Linked DNA regions of Homo sapiens: region 2 is linked to region 1. A link is a loop called in an ENCODE intact Hi-C map of the cell type or tissue named here. Cell type or tissue: Calu3. All regions are shown on one strand. Each heading gives the region's core, and the rest is flanking DNA. Links, peaks and the distances in the headings are about the cores only.

Region 1 (7,906 bases), core at 1,002-6,001:
CTATAAGCAACTATTAAAATAATTAGGAGAACATAGAGATTGGGGGTGAGAGGGACTGGATAAATACATAAAATCGACAGCCTCTTTCTATAACAGAATAACCAAGTTAGAAATGGGAAGAAATTATTTGTACTAGTAACAAAATAATAAAATACTTATATCCTTCTCATTTTTTTTAGTTATATGTCAGAAATGAAGAAAATTATAAAATCTTACTCAAGTATATCAAACAAGGGATTTTGAAAAATACCTTATTTTTGGATGGGAGGACTAATATCATAAAAATACCAATTTATCCCAATTTAATATATAAATATAATGCAATCTTAATCTGAATTGGACTTGGTCAAAATAATTAATAATTCCATTGAAAGACTAAATAAAATTCAAGATTTTGAAAAAGGAATGACTAGACATGTGATTTAACATTTATTAAAAATGTAAAAAGCTCTTATATTAGTTTTCTATTATTCCTGTAGTAAATTACTACAAACTTGGCTTAAAACAACAGAGATTTATTATCTCACAGTTCTGGAGAAGTTTGAAATCAAGGAATCCTCAAGGTTATGCTTGTGCTGGAGGCTCTAGGAGGTCTTTCGTTCCCTGCCTCTTCCAGCCTCTGTTGGCTTCTAGTACTCCCTTACTTGTGGCTACATCACTCTGGTCTCTGCCTCTGTGATTTTCTGTCTTTGTAATTTCCCTCTGTCTTCTCTTATAAGCACATATTTTGTGATGGCATTTAAGGCCTATGCCAATAATCCGGGATAATCTTCTCATCTCAAAATCCTCAAAATCACATTTACAGAAGCTTTTTATAAATTTAAATAAGGTAACATTTACAGGTTCCTGTGATTAAGGTGTGGATATCTTTTGGAGTGGGGGAGGTGGCATTTCTCAGCCTACTACAGCCACTGCAATCAAAACATTTCACTATTAGAGCAGACAAAGAGGTCAATGGATAGAATAGTCCAGACATAGAACCAAGTACAAATGGGAACCAGAAATGTGGCAAAGGTGGGATTTCAGTTCACTGGAAAAAAAGATGCTTTATTTGGTAACTTATCTATAGAAGAGAAAATAAAACTAGATACCTATCTTATTACCATATAAAAAATAAACCCCTGGTTCATCAAATGTGCAAATGCAGAAGAAGAAAAATTAGCAGAAATTCTAGGATAATATCTGCAGAAGTTTGGCCAGTAAGGGACAGACATATATGACTGTACTGACAGTCCCCAACTTAGAATGGTTTGAGTTACGATTTTTCAACTTTACAATGGTCCAAAAGCAATATGCAGTCAGCATGCTACTCCACCTACAATGGGGCTATGTCTGGATAAAGCTGTTATAAATTGAAAATATTATAAGCTAAAAATGAACTTTTAATATTTTCAATTTATGATGGCTTTATCAGGACATAACCCCACAGTAAGCCAAGGTGCATCTGTATAAAAATATAAAAATAAAAGACTAACATGTCATAAACATCTTTCCAAAGATCAAGATTCTAAAGTTAGACAATAATTTTCATATTTTTCTTCATACATCTTCTATTTTTTGTGTTACAATGAACATTACTATATATGCAATAATTAAAATGAATAACATTTAAAGGAGAAAAATATTATATATGATTTGGGCCCACATAGGTTTGCATCTTGGCTACATTCCTTACTTAGTACTTCTGAAACTTACTTTCTCCATCTGTGAAAGGAGGACAGGTTGAGGTATTCCATGTTTAGAAGTGTTACAGTGAGGAATTGTAAGTATAGCAAACTGTAGAGAAACAAGGAGTGAGGTAAGGAGAGAATGAATATCTTTCTTTTTTTTTTTGGAAACGGAGTCTCGTTCTCCCCAGGCTGGAGTGCAGTGGCGCAATCTCGGCTCACTGCAACCTCCGCCTCCCGGGTTCACGCCATTCTCCTGCCTCAGCCTCCCGAGTAGCTGGGACTACAGGCGCCCGCCACCATGCCCGGCTAATTTTTGTATTTTTAGTAGAGACGGGGTTTCACCATGTTAGCCAGGATGGTCTCGATTTCCTGACCTCGTGATCCGCCCGCCTCGGCCTCCCAAAGTGCTGGGATTACAGGCGTGAGCCACCGCGCCCGGCAGAAGATGAGTATCTTTTAGTTGATTTGAAAAGTAATTTACATAATCAGTAAGAAACCTGAGAACGTGTATATTGACATTAAGAAATAATGGGGAGACTGGGAATTACGGTTAGAACTAAAGCCCCATCTCTACCCCAAACACTGTTTGCTCCCACCACTAGTGGTTGGGGCTCAAAAGTATGTATGTTTCCAACTGGCATGGTGATGAGAACACACTTTCTTTCAAAATGACTACTTGCAACTTTATTGTCTTAACTTTCATTTCCTGGTAAAGTCTTGAAAGTCTTGAACATTTTTTCCTTTTCATTTTATGTTCCCAGGTTCTGAATTTATTTTGCTGAAAGAGAGAGATACTTTCTGAATTTTACCAGCAAGGCTATTACAGGAATTCCTTAAAGAGTTTAGCTAAGGGGACTTTGAATTACAAAAAGCACAATTTCCCAAACCAGTATCCATCAGTTAGGACACATTCAAGCCCTAGGAGATTATTACAGCCGTTTTTTTTTTTTGTTTGTTTTTGTTTTTTTTTTAACAATTACCATCACTGACCTGAATAATAAATTAGCATTACTCTTAGAGACTAGAATTAAAGAGCTGAAAAATTCTTTCTTTCCTTCCCTTCATTTCAGAGGGAAAGAAACCAAGGCGGAGGAAAGATCAAGTTGACCTACCAATGTCACACTGCTTGCCAGCACCAGCATCTTTCACCTTTCAGTCCACCTTCCTTCCCACACAGATACACTGCCCAGTATAAATCCTGAAAAAAGGGTCTCCTCCAGACTGCCCCAAAGGGTCTATTGTCCCTATGTCTTGCAGACTTGAAAGGCTAGTTTTCTTCTTCGAAGGGATAGAAAGTGCCAGAACTTCATTGTCCACCTCCAACATGCCGCTGTGAATCTTTCCAGCCTGAATTCCACAGGCATCACAAAGTGTCCTTGACACTTCCAAATACGAGTGAAGGATCTCAGGAATCCATTAACTATGCTGATGGATTAAATGGTCATGTATATCTGATAGGCTGACTAACAGAGGCAGGAATGGGAAAAGAAAAACCCTGACAGAGGTTTGCTATTAAAATTTTCTCTAAGAGGCATGGGGCAAACAACTGGCTTTAGGCTGGCATGCCATTCATCTGTTTCTAAGTAGGGTTAACACTATAGGGAGTTATTTTAAGTTTTTTGCTTGCATAGTTGAGAGAAAAATAATTTCCCTTATCTTTCCAAACTTAATGTCAGACAACTTGACAATCCACCAACGCTCCGTAACTAGAATGTCAGTCCAGACTTCTCCCTTTTTGGCCTATCGAAGGAGCAGTGTATACTTCCTAGAAGCTGGTGGGGAAGTCTTATTTTTATATTTCCTGAATCACAGGGAGCTTTTATCAAGATCTGTGCAGCTCTTTTTGGTCTAATAAAATCCTCTTGTGGCATCAAAGCTTGGGTTTCCCTAGAAACAGACCCTGAGTCTAGGATTGAGATGCAAATCAATTATGTGCAATTGTGATTGCAAGAAGTACCTACAGGGAAGTAAGGTGCTGAGACCAGAAAGGGAAGGAGACCAACAGTGTGTTAATGACAGGCTACACCAGGGGGAGACAAGGCTCAATTCCATTGGGAACCTTTAGGGGGCAGTGTAGAACACACTTCAGAATTGTCCCTCGGAAGTGGTGAGAAGCTGGGGTATTTATTTATTAACTCTCATTCCTCCTTAGCCGAAGCCTGCTTCTTGAGGTATGAACTCACCAGCATTTCAGCCCTGTTTGGTGGGAGCAGAGAGAAAGCCCACAGACAGGGAGTTGGCAGCTGCCTGCAGCAGGTCACCGTTACTGGGGCACCAATACCATTTGGTATAATGACCTTCTAGGAAGATAACTCACTTCCTAATTTTCAACAACCTTATTTCATAAATAGGTTAGGGCTTCTAACTTGACTTCACAAAAATAATTTAGGCATTTATACTTAAGCAGAGTGCAAATACTAAATTCATTAATTGGTTAGCACTCTTTTTGTTTCTCATATTAAAGGAAATAATAGTTTTAATTAAGATTCTGTTTTTTGTTTTTGTTTCTATTTTGCTATTACCTGGAAAGATCGAGAGTGGCTGGGTCCTGACCAGGAAGTTAAAGAGCGACACAGTTTGCTCAATGATGACATTTAAGCCCATATCACCTCATCGGTGGGAAATGAGGCTTCCACAAACTTTAGCTTTTCAAACGTATGAGTCATTGGAGCTGACAAAAGAGAATACAAGTGAAAATGTTCAGTGCATTTGCATTGCGACTAAAAGTCACCATAGTTATCCCAATTATGAAATCTGGCCAATGGGGAATGCCATGGTCCTTCCGGTATGTGTTTCTCTGGATTCTCTTCTATTCCCATCCTTCTCAGCACTTATTACCTTTCCAGGGACTAGACTCAAGAATGCAGGTGTGAAAGCATTATAGCCAATCCTATTTTGCTTTGTGTGAGAATATTCTCTAGCATTGACAGTTTGACGGTCCTTGTTGTTTTTAAAATTGTGACAATTTTCTTCAAATCTGGACTTGCTCTGATATTAAGGCTGGCACCCCGATGTGTGTGCTGCATTGACATCTGAGGCTTGTCTCATTGCCAGCAGGTCTCAAATTCTAGTTTTCTGTCTAAGATATAAGGGCAGAATGTTATTTATGGGCAATTACAAAGATCACCTTGCTCCATTTGATTTATTGGAGAGATTTCAATCAAGGCTTAGAGCTCATCCCAAGCAGACAACCATGCTGACAGTATTTAATGATTTATTGAATGCTGGCAACTCCAGCTCTTCCTCTTTTTCAGTTTTAAGTTGGTGGATTTGGGGGAGTGCTTCAGATGCACTCAAAGCTATGGTAATATTTGGTAGATTCTGAAGTATGCTTGAAGCCCTTTTTTTTCTTTCCGTTAATTAGGTTTGTTGTATTTGCTAGTGTGCATAGATAGGAAGGGCTTGAAGTATCACCTGAGGGTCTTTAGCTCTTCCTGACTGTAGGATTGACTGCCAAGATGTTGTGATGCTACTTTAACTGGCGGAGACAGGGACACTCAGGAAAACAGAGTTAATGATGAACTTACTGTTTAATAACACAAAGTGAACTTATTTACATAGAGTGTATACAGACGCATATGGGTTATAGGATATATTTTCCAAATATGCCAATATTATGTTTTGTTAAACATTTTTCATAAATGAGGTATAATTTACAGATTGAAATGCATGAATATTATGTACATGGATCAATGATTGTATATATCTTGATCAAGAGATCACCCCAGAAACTCCCTCCTGTTTCCAGCCAGCTCTCCTCATCTTTAGCCAATCACACTTATGTTTTCTATCACTATAGAACAGTTTTGCTCATTCTTGAATTTAACATAAAGGAAGTCATGTAGAATGCACTTTTGTTTGGCATGTTTCACCCATTATCATGTTTTGTTTTTGAGATTCAACTGTGTACTTGCGTGTATCAAGGTTGTTTCTTCTTATTGCTGAACAGTATTCAGTTGTATGAATATACCACAATGTATTTCTCAAATCTCCTGTTCATGAATATTTGGATTGTTTCCAATTGTTGGTTAGTATGAATAAAGCTGCTATAAATAATCCTGTACAAGATATTTTGTGGGCATATGTTTTCATTTCTCACATAAAAACTAGTATCAAGATTGCTGGGTCATAAGAAAGGCACGTGTAAATTCACGTTATTTCTGGCTTAGAAATGTATGCTTACGGTTACATGATTAAATGTAATGGATTTCTGCAGACCACTCCTAAACTTTAGAGTGGACCACTCCTAAACTTTATCTATACATAGTGTCATAGACATTTCTATCTATATACAACATATTGTTCAGCAACTCAAAGTGTATGTTATTTGCTTTATTGGCATGTGAGAATGTAGTGTAAAGGCCATTTTGAGGAGAATATTCAGTCTATGATGTCTCTCAAATTCAATTACCATCTTGAACAAGAAAGGAGCCAGTGACATCAATTAATACTTATTGTGTTGTCTTGCATATTCAGGTCTTCCCTAAGAAGAGGCCCTTCTTGAAACCAGGTCCTGCATGAGCTAAAACAGATGGCTGATGTAATCACCCACAAATAGTGTGTTGTAAAAGGGTGCAAACTAGATACCTTCTAAATGACCAAAGAAAATGCAAAGTCAGAAGTGATTTGCAAGAGCAACTAAGAATAGAGTCAGCGCTACATTATAGACAATGATGATAGGATTCCAAGAACTGTATAAATTACTCATTTATTTAAAATTTTTTGTCCTCTGTTTTTTCTGCAGTGATTTGTAAGAAGTTAAGTAAGTAAGTAAGCCTCCTAATGAAACGGTGGTGGCAATCTTTAGAGAAACCATATTTTATTCTGGGAGCTATGCAGAAAGGAAACTAGGCATGGAAATCAGCTGGTGGGACTTTGGAATTTGTGGTTGGTCGGCTGGGCCTGGTGGCTCACACCTGTAATCCCAGCACTCTGGGAGGCTGAGGTGGGCAGATCCCTTGAGCTCAGGAGTTCAAGACCAGCCTGGCCGATATGGTGAAACCTCATCTCTACTAAAAAAATACAAAAATTAGCTGAGGTGGGTGTTGCACACTTGTAATCCCAGCTACTTGGGAGGCTGAGGCAGGAGAATCACTGGAATCCAGGAGGTGGAGTTTGCAGTGAGCTGAGGTCATGTCACTGCACTCAAGCCTGGGCAACAGAGCAAGATTCTGTCTCAAAAAAAAAAAAAAAAAAAGAAAAACAAAAAGGAATTTGTTGTTGGCAAGCTGATGGTGGGATGCTCTCTTCAGTTCTTGAGGCTCAGGCTAGGAACAGTATTGTAAAACTGTCATCCATTGCTGTGAACCAACCAACTGCTGCTCTTGTACTGGTCTAGTTAGTCTCTCACTGTATCTCTCACTGTTGTGTCATTGTGTGACCTTGACAAGTCCACTTGACATTTGGTTTTGGCAGATTCCCCTGGGAGGTTTTGCTTGGTGAATACAATGCTAGAATTTTCTGCTGTTATCCAGGCAAAGGTGATGTAATTCCTTAATTAAATGATTGGATTTCAGTCTGCACTCTTTTAGCCTGTGAATTTCCTACATGAACATTGCCTAGCTTGATGATGTAGGAGTTTTGTTGCTTGGCCTCAGCTCTTGATGGCAATTCAGTTTGATTAAAATGTCTGGAGACTATCTTCAAGTAGAGTGGCCTTTGTTGTCCATTGTCATTGGATCGTTGAGTGGACGTCTGTATCTTCTGGCCCTCTCCACTTGAACTGTATATCATTTATGAAATACTGCCAGGCTGAGAATGCAATCTCATCAGGAAGATTTGGTGAGATTAATTAATGCCTTAGTTGTTTGGGAGCTAGAGGGCTGTAACTCTTCACTTGCAAAAGTGCCAGCCTATGGCATTTCCCAAATGTAGGTTACTAAAGGACAAGTCCTTATGTTCTGAAAAAGTATTAGATGTCCAGACTTCCTTCCTCCTTTTGGTGGGAATTGCAGTTTTTAAAATTCAACATTGGATTCTAAGTTTCTCCAACACTTTTTTCTTTGTAAGCAGGAATCCAACTCAATTTATTTGCTCGATCTTTTGTCACCATATGTCCTCAGTCACCCAGTGAGAATGGAAGCAGCAGGCAATTTAATTTGTTCACAGTATAATCTTGGGTCCCTTTGAGTAAGAGCTTTTAGCAGCTCTGCTCCCTAATTGTGGAATTTACTACCGATTTCTAGTCACAGTGCCCTGCCTGTCCCTGCTTAAATAAACTAAAGCTTACTGCATTA
Region 2 (7,906 bases), core at 1,616-6,615, 170 kb after region 1:
GCTGGCTCACTGTGGGCACTTAAATGCTGTTGATAAATAATGCATACAGTAGAGCTCTGGTTGGAATTGGATTAAACCTTGAGTTCAAACGTGTTCTCCCTCTGGTTATATCTGCTTCATATCCTAGCAAAATGCATCAGTGAAGTTCAATATCAGTAACTAGAGGAGTGAGAAACCAGCCCCAAAGAACTAAGATTTTTGCATTTTGAGCTATTGAGAATCTTTGTCCTAGAAACATAAATTTTCAGCTTGCTACAATGTTTTTGTTGCAGACACAGCAGTTGCCTTCTTCCAGCTGAATTAGAAATGCAAAATTGGCTTCATAGAATAGGCTGATAATTGCATTCTAAACATCATGTGTGCAATTTTTTTTAGCTTGCAGTTCAGATAGAGTCACATGTGAGACAGACTGCAAAAAAGATGTGATAATCCTTGCCCTCGATGAACTTATAGTTTATCAGAAGTGATGAGAAGTAGACACATAACCATAATGAAAAATACTGGGAAAAAGAAGTTATCAAATATATAACAATGTGGTCCTACAGATAGATGTAGGACATCAACATCTACTTGGGATAAACTGCAAAGGACTTTATGAAGGACATAGCACTTGTTAAAAATGTTAGAGAGCTGAAAGAAAACTGTAGGTAATATTAGAGATGACCTTTCAGATAGAACAGGGTGAATAAGGCACAGAGGAGGAAAAAGCATAATTTTGAGGAAAAGAAAAACATTTAACATGTGGCTCCTTGATCAGCAGCATCAATATCACCTGGAAGCTGCTAGAAACAACTCATTCTTGGGTCCAGCCTTGACCTTCTAAATAAAAATCTCTGGGTCTGGGGCCATAAGTCTGTGTTTTAGTGAGGACTCCAGGTAATTTGATGCATACTAAACTTTGGGACACCCTGCTCTGAGAACAGGCAGAGAGCTAAATCTAAGCCTGCAGGAACAGATATGAGGTTGCATTATATTTTCCCCTCCTGCTTCCTCTTAGAACTGCTCCATCAAGTTTACCTTTGACCTGTTCCTCCAAATAATTCCTTCAGAAGAGTTTATAAATTTGGCTAAGTCCCCTTCCTTCTGAAAATGCTTTTTCTTGAGCCCACATTTCCTTCTAGTTCTTCTATCCAAACACGTTCCCCTTATCAGCTAACTTAAGCCACTGAGTCTGGGCTTCTTTTTCACTCCTCTTTGAAAAGCCCACTTGCTAATGTCATTGGACATCTCCTGATACTAAGACTACGGTACCCCTTACCTACCACCCCTTGCTTTTGCTACATATAACACTACGAATTGCCCTCTTCTTCTTGAAACGTAACACCTCTTTGACGTTTGCAGCCCATACATCCCTAGTGGTCCTGGATGTTTTGACTTATTTTTTACTTTCAGTTTAGGATCTCTCTGCCTTCTGTTTGTACTTGGTGTTTCTCAGTCTGCTGTCCTGAGTTCACTACTCTTCTCATTGCTTTCTCTCCAATGGTTTTACTCATTCTCATGGGTTTAAACATTTTCTATGTGTTGGTGACACACAAAATTGTATCTAGCCTTGACTGCTTTCCTAGACTTTAGAGTCATATATTCAACTTCTTGCTCAATATGCCTTCTTGATGCCAAGAAGAATATCAAAATCATACTGCTTAAAACTGTACTCCTCTTTCCCCTCCAATGGGTCTCTACTCCTGTAGGCCCATTTGTGATTATTGGAACTAATTATGTCCCAAGCTAAAAGCCTCCCCTAGACAAACATCAAGGATTTTAATAAACCCTGAATATCATCTCCTTAACTTTTTTTGAATTCAACTCCCAATTTCCATCTGTGATACTCTTGCATGAATTCAGGCTGCCATTATTTATAATAGGGACCACTTTCACAGCCTACTTCCTGTTCTTTAATTTTTCTTGCTTCCTTAAATTCTATATTTCCAAACACCTTCCCAGCGGTCTATAATATTATCATTCCATTCTCTGCTTCACACCTACTAAAGGTTACTTCCTTACATAAGAAAGAATCTATGGCCTGCCTTTACTTACCTTTTACTGTCTCATCTCTCACCACTCCCTAGCTTACTATTTATGACTTAGCAATATTCATCATGTATAAAACACTTCTTGTTTCCCTGCTATGTTTGTATTATCAGTTCTATCAGCTATGTTCTTTCTGTGAGTAACTCCTACTCAGCCCTGGAGATTCAGCTTGGGTGTAGCATCTTCCAGGAAGACTTAGACTGAGTCAAGTGCCTGGCTTTGTGCTTTTATATCATTCTGTGTATAGGATTAACATGGTGCTTAGTCCACTGTACTGCTGGCATCATTTCCTCTGCTTGTCTTCTCTGGACTGCAAGATCCTCAGTGCTTTCATTTTCTGCAGTTACCATAATGCTCTTTATTGATCTTTATTTTAATCTTTATTTTATTTAAAATTGAATTTTCCACTTCCATTTATTCTTAAATTTTATTTTAGCCAGACTTTCTTGAATCTATTTTGATACCCCTCGTTGAGAATTGTACTTATTTTCCCAGTTTCAGTTTATTGATTACTTGCCTTCTTTCATGGAAAGAAATGAAGATATATTCTCCAAATTTTGTTGTGAATTCTAGAATCATTTTTCATATATGTATATATTTTTATGAAACTTTTTTCCCTTTAATCCTATATGTTAAAGGAAAAACAGCTGATATTGCATGATGAGTTCAAATGTTTTCCAATTAAAATGGGGGTTGACTGGCTTTATGGCCTACCTTTTCCTTCTGGCATCAAACCAAGCCAGAGATAGATTCAAACACTTTTCTACCTCTCCCAATTTACTTTCCTCCACTCTCACACCCAAAATGGTTCATCTTGAAGGTCCTCGGGCAGGGTTCTTTCCATTTCTACCCTGTCTTCCAAGGCTTACCCTTATATAACTAAACATTTCAGGACACAACCTGTCTCTAAGCCTCCCACTCTACCTTCTGCCACAGTGCATGCTGGAAGCCACAGTTTCCTGAGGACGAAGTAAAAAAGATGCAGGTGGGGCCCAAGGTGGAGGGAGAACCCTCAGGATAGCTCAGGGCATGACTTCTTAGCTTTTGGGACATGGCTTCCCATCTTTCAGAATCACGCAGCCCCTTCATCTAGGATGTAATACAAAGAGTGAGAATGAATCAGTCTTCTTCTGTCTTCTCTCGGCCTATTTTGAACTTGCTCTGAGTATAGAGCAAGTATTGTGTAGTTTAAAATTAAAGTCCCTAACCCAACCCATTTTGGTTGTAGTTAGTAGAAATTCCCTTCCCACATGGCATCTGGTCTTCTCTTAACTTTCGTTTGCATTGTTATTTCCAGTGTTGTTTTTTTCTTTAATTTGTTTATATTTGTGGGTATTTTAATAAAAGATAGAAAAATACATGGCAGGCTCAGTTACTTTGCTACTATTTAATCTAGAAATCATGTGTATATATTCTAAGGAAAAGCTTCATAGAGAACAATTTTTAATTAAATACAAATAAGAGCATTTGGGCAGGCTCCTTTTTGATTGAATTTCACTATCAGGAAACACTGAGAGAACCAAGTCACAGGGCTTCACCCTCCTGCCAAAGAGCTGTACTTCAAATCTTCTCCTATAAGCAAACTATTCTTCTGCTCATAGTTTATTTATGTCTGTGAATATCTGGAGATTTTAGTAGCAGTCGTGGTGGACAGAAATTTTTTGTACCCTGGAAATGTAGTGTGGTGCTTAGGCATATCAGCTCTGGAGTCAGAGAGCCTGGGGTCAAATCCCAGCTCCATCTTGCACTGAATGTGTTTCTGTTCTAGTTTTTGAACCACTCTGTGTATAGTTTCCCCAACTGTGAAAATGGAAGCAATACACAAAGTATCTTCAACTCCTTAATACGATGATGATTTAATACAAGTATTGTAAGTAATCAATACAGTAAAATCCTGAGAGGAGTATCTGACATGTTATAGATTTTCAACATAATGTTCTTTGTTGTTATTAAGAGAAACATGGTTTTCTTACATATTTTAAAACATATACAACTTAAAAACTTTAAAACTAATTAAATACTTTTTATCTAGAATGCTTTCTCTAGTCATCTTTCTAACTTCTTTGTATAATTCCATTAAAATTGTTTCAAAAGGAGCTTACTCGTTTTCTGTCCTTACAATTTGATATTTGTCAGTGTTGCATTTTCCTCAATCTCAAGTGACAGGGAGGAGCTGTTCAGCTTTGCCTTGCTCCTTTCTCTGCCATGCCGTGGGAGTAATGTTACTGACTATAAAGTTTTCATAAAATTGCTCACTGTCACTCCTGGGACACCCACAGTAATGATTAACCCAGCATGAATGGTGCATTGTCACAAACTCTGATGAGATGTGTGCAAAACTTTAAAAATAACTCGCTTCCTCTTCTCAAGCCAATGCTCCCATTAGGCAAAGAAGAGCCCAGGAACTGCTGAAAAGTGGGTGGGACAGGAATATTTGGAGCCTGCTCTGCTATTTTAAAGTTTAATATCTTGTTGTTAGGTTTGTATTTTCAAAGCATGGCCATCCAACCATGTGGCACTGAAAAACACAGCTGCCGGAGTCAGATGGGTGGCAGGGGTGGTGACTCATTATATATCTCTGGGATCACTGGCCAATTAAAATGATTTGCCCTAGAACCTGGGGAAAGAGCAAACCCCAGAGTCCTGCTCTCATATACTAAACATGAAATTAAATAGATTTGGTAGTATGGTTACCAAATGACCTGGGATGATTGGGACTATTCTGGTTTTAGCACTAAAAGTCCCACTTCCTGGGACCCCCTTAGTTCAGAGTAAACAGAACAGATAGTCATTCTGCCAGGAATTAAGCTACAGCTTTGCCATTTAGAAGCAGGTATATGAACTTGGATAGACCATGTGGCCTAATTCCCAAGGCCTAAGTCCTCTTTTATAATGTGGAAATAATAATATCTGCTTAGCAATATTATGAGAATCAAATGCAATATTGTCCATTAAGGAGTTCTGTGTCCAGTGACATACTATGCCAATGTCAGCAGATGCAATCATTGAAGATGTTGTTCCTCTGAGCCACAAAGGACTACCCGGAGAAATACAGGATGGAGGTGGTTAGACAGGCTTAAAGCCTGTGTCTAGAAGACTTCTCCAAAGCAATGGTGAGCATGACTCCACAAGCAATTGTCTCAAAGTTGGCAGAAGAATTCAAAAGAAGTTTAGAGGTGGGGGAGAAAGAAAGTGGGGTGTCACAAAGATCCATTGCATGAGATGACTCCAAATTTTACTCAATTCTTGCAGTGTGCTGAGGGCATAGGTGCCCACCCAAAACTTTGTATGTGGCCTGGAGTAGCCTGGATTTTCTCTTGGAACCTGCTATTCTTATATGTAGAATATATGTACAATGAAGAACCATTTTACATAGACTCAGTTGTCTCTCTACCCTTCCAGCTGTAAAGCTATACCATACCAATGCCTTTCAGGCATTAGCAATTGAGGGAGATGCAGGTTGTCTCCTGAACTCAATCTTTCTTAGGTCTCAGGCCATTGTCTTTTTTACTTGGTTACATATTTCTTTGATTTTTCACCTTGCTCTCTTCTTACCTCCTTTGTATATGTTTTGCTCTTATTTCCCTGTTTGCTCTAGAATATTACATTCCATGAAGGATGTGCAATTCACCTATCTTGTTGACTGTCATCTCTCACAACCAGCCTGGGAGGTGACCAGCCAATACCTGTTAAATGAAAGAGTGGACTGGACGTTAGATCTGTTATATCTGTTATATTCTACAGATCACAAGTCACACCAGCTTTATGTTCTTTAAATAAATAATGATCGAATACATTAAATGACCCAAGTATGAGTAATGAAGTTAGAGATAACATAAACTTTCTGCCTGTGATATTTTATTTTCTTTCAAAATCAATCTTTGGTTAAAGTTAATAATGAAGAGGGCAAAGATCTGAACCATACAGTTTTTAGACACCTTTAATGCAAGGATGTTGCAGACTTTTAGATATGAGAATGGTGGATTATAGCTTAAAGAGCAGATAGCTTATTGAAAATTTAAGGTAATCAGCAATACTTTTCGAACAATTACCTCAACTGTTAGCTACCACTTACCCTGAAACTCTTCTTTCTCTTCATCTCACAGATTGTCAGTATCATCTAAAGTAAAAGATGGTAATGCATTCACAGTGTGAATGTGGTGAATTCTACTTCTTTGATGGTGGTAAATTGCCTGAGATGATCTCCTCTTCCTTCCACCTCTCTCTCCCAAATCAGCCATGGGATGTTGACTGGCATTAAAATAAGAACAACAACAGGGCAGGCAACAAAGGGGATAAGGAAGAGAAGGGAGGGTATGTATAACTCAGACTAGGTCTGCTCCCACTATATGATTTGCAGCAGATGTTATCTGTTCAACTCAAACAGCTGATCCTTGATTTAAAGATAATTTGTTTATTATTATACTAAATGGAGCCCATAAATCTCTATTATAGGCTGATGAGAACGGAAGAAAATAGTGTATGATGAAAGCACCAAACAGAACACATTTTTCCTAGCTTCATTCTCTCCTATAATCTCAAACACTGATAAGCAATATTGACATTTTCAAAGAGGCTTATAAGCAGTAAGCAATTCGAGTTTTATATAGTAAATGTGTCTTGAGTTACATTTTCAAGTGGAAGTTGGGCTTAGCTTTGGTAATCTACCAAGCAGTATGTTTTGGTGCTGGCTGAGTCTTGTCCTGAAAGTCTGTGCTCTTTCAAGCTTCTTGTGTACGTTCCACTCCCCTGGGTTCACGTTCTCAGGGAGAAAATTGGATGCACAAAGAATGGAGTTTGCATAAGGCCCTTGTAAGCCTGATTATGGGTATTTACACAGCTGTAATCATTATAAATAAATTACTTCATAAATTTCAACAAATGAAATCATGTCATGTTATTTTGTCTGCTTTTTCTCTTCTTTGTGCCGCCAAGTCACCAGTGTATCATTTATTTCGGCTCATTTTTGTGAAAATGAGATTTAAGGCATAGTCCAGTTACAGCATCTGAGAGCCACTGCTCTCCCACCTCAGTGTTTATCTTTTCTGTTGGAGAGAAAAAATGACAGAAAATAAAATATCTAATGCACTGATACAGGAACACATATGTAGTGTTATGTTTCTGGAGGATTTTTCTTTTCTTTTGTTAGGTATGTTAAGGTATTGTTTATATGTAATAAAATTCACATTTTATAGGGACAGTTCTTGGAGTTTTGACAAAAGTGTAGCCATATGGCCACAACTAGGATTACCATATAGAATATTTCTATCACCTCAAAGAGTCCTACACCTCCATCTTCTACTATTGTTATGTTTTCTGTCCCTGTAGTTTTTCCATTTCCAGACTGTCATATAAAGGAAATCATGCAGTGTGCAGCCTTTTGGTCTAGCTCTTCTTTTACTTAGCTTAATGTTTTTCAGATTCATCCCTGTTTATGTGTATATCAGTAGTTCATTTCTTTTTATTGTTGAGTGGTATTTCATTGCATCAATGTATCACAGTGTTGTATCCATTCCTAAGTGAGAGACATTGGGTTATTTTCAGTTTGGTGTTATGAATAAAGCTTCCTATATACATAGTTGTGCGGGTCTTTTGTGGATATGTCTTCATTATTTTTGGGTGAATACCCAGGAGTAGGATTGCTGCCTCATATAGCAAATATACGTTTAACTTTATAACAAATGGCAAACTGTTTCCAAAGTGTCGGTACCATTTTACATTCCCACCAGTAATGGATGAGGGATCCAGTTGCCTCCACCTTCTCCTTAGTAGTAGGTGTTGTTGAGTTTCATTAAAAAAAAAATTCTGATTGTTTGGTGACATCTCATTGTGTTTTTTATTTGCATTTTCCTTATGCCTGATGATGTTGAGCCATTTT

The links. Hi-C counts contacts between places; a loop is a spot of excess contacts. Peaks named below come from ENCODE experiments on the same cell type or tissue, not always from the same donor. Only the 100,000 strongest peaks of a DNase experiment are listed, where the experiment ranks them.
Region 2: a loop joins it to region 1, with 2.3 times the contacts of the local background. A loop is called at or near these places in 1 of 110 quality-filtered maps.

Annotation. Positions count from the first base shown.
Region 1 is chr20:12,008,722-12,016,627 of GRCh38, forward strand. No RefSeq gene overlaps it. Among named protein-coding and RNA genes, the nearest start is that of BTBD3-AS1, 94 kb to the left of the region's middle. In Calu3, for the core only: a CTCF peak has its summit at 3,704 (motif pointing right); a DNase peak (open chromatin) is centred at 3,740.
Region 2 is chr20:12,173,523-12,181,428 of GRCh38, forward strand. No RefSeq gene overlaps it. Among named protein-coding and RNA genes, the nearest start is that of BTBD3-AS1, 260 kb to the left of the region's middle. In Calu3, for the core only: no CTCF peak of the experiment used is centred there; DNase peaks (open chromatin) are centred at 4,279 and 4,569.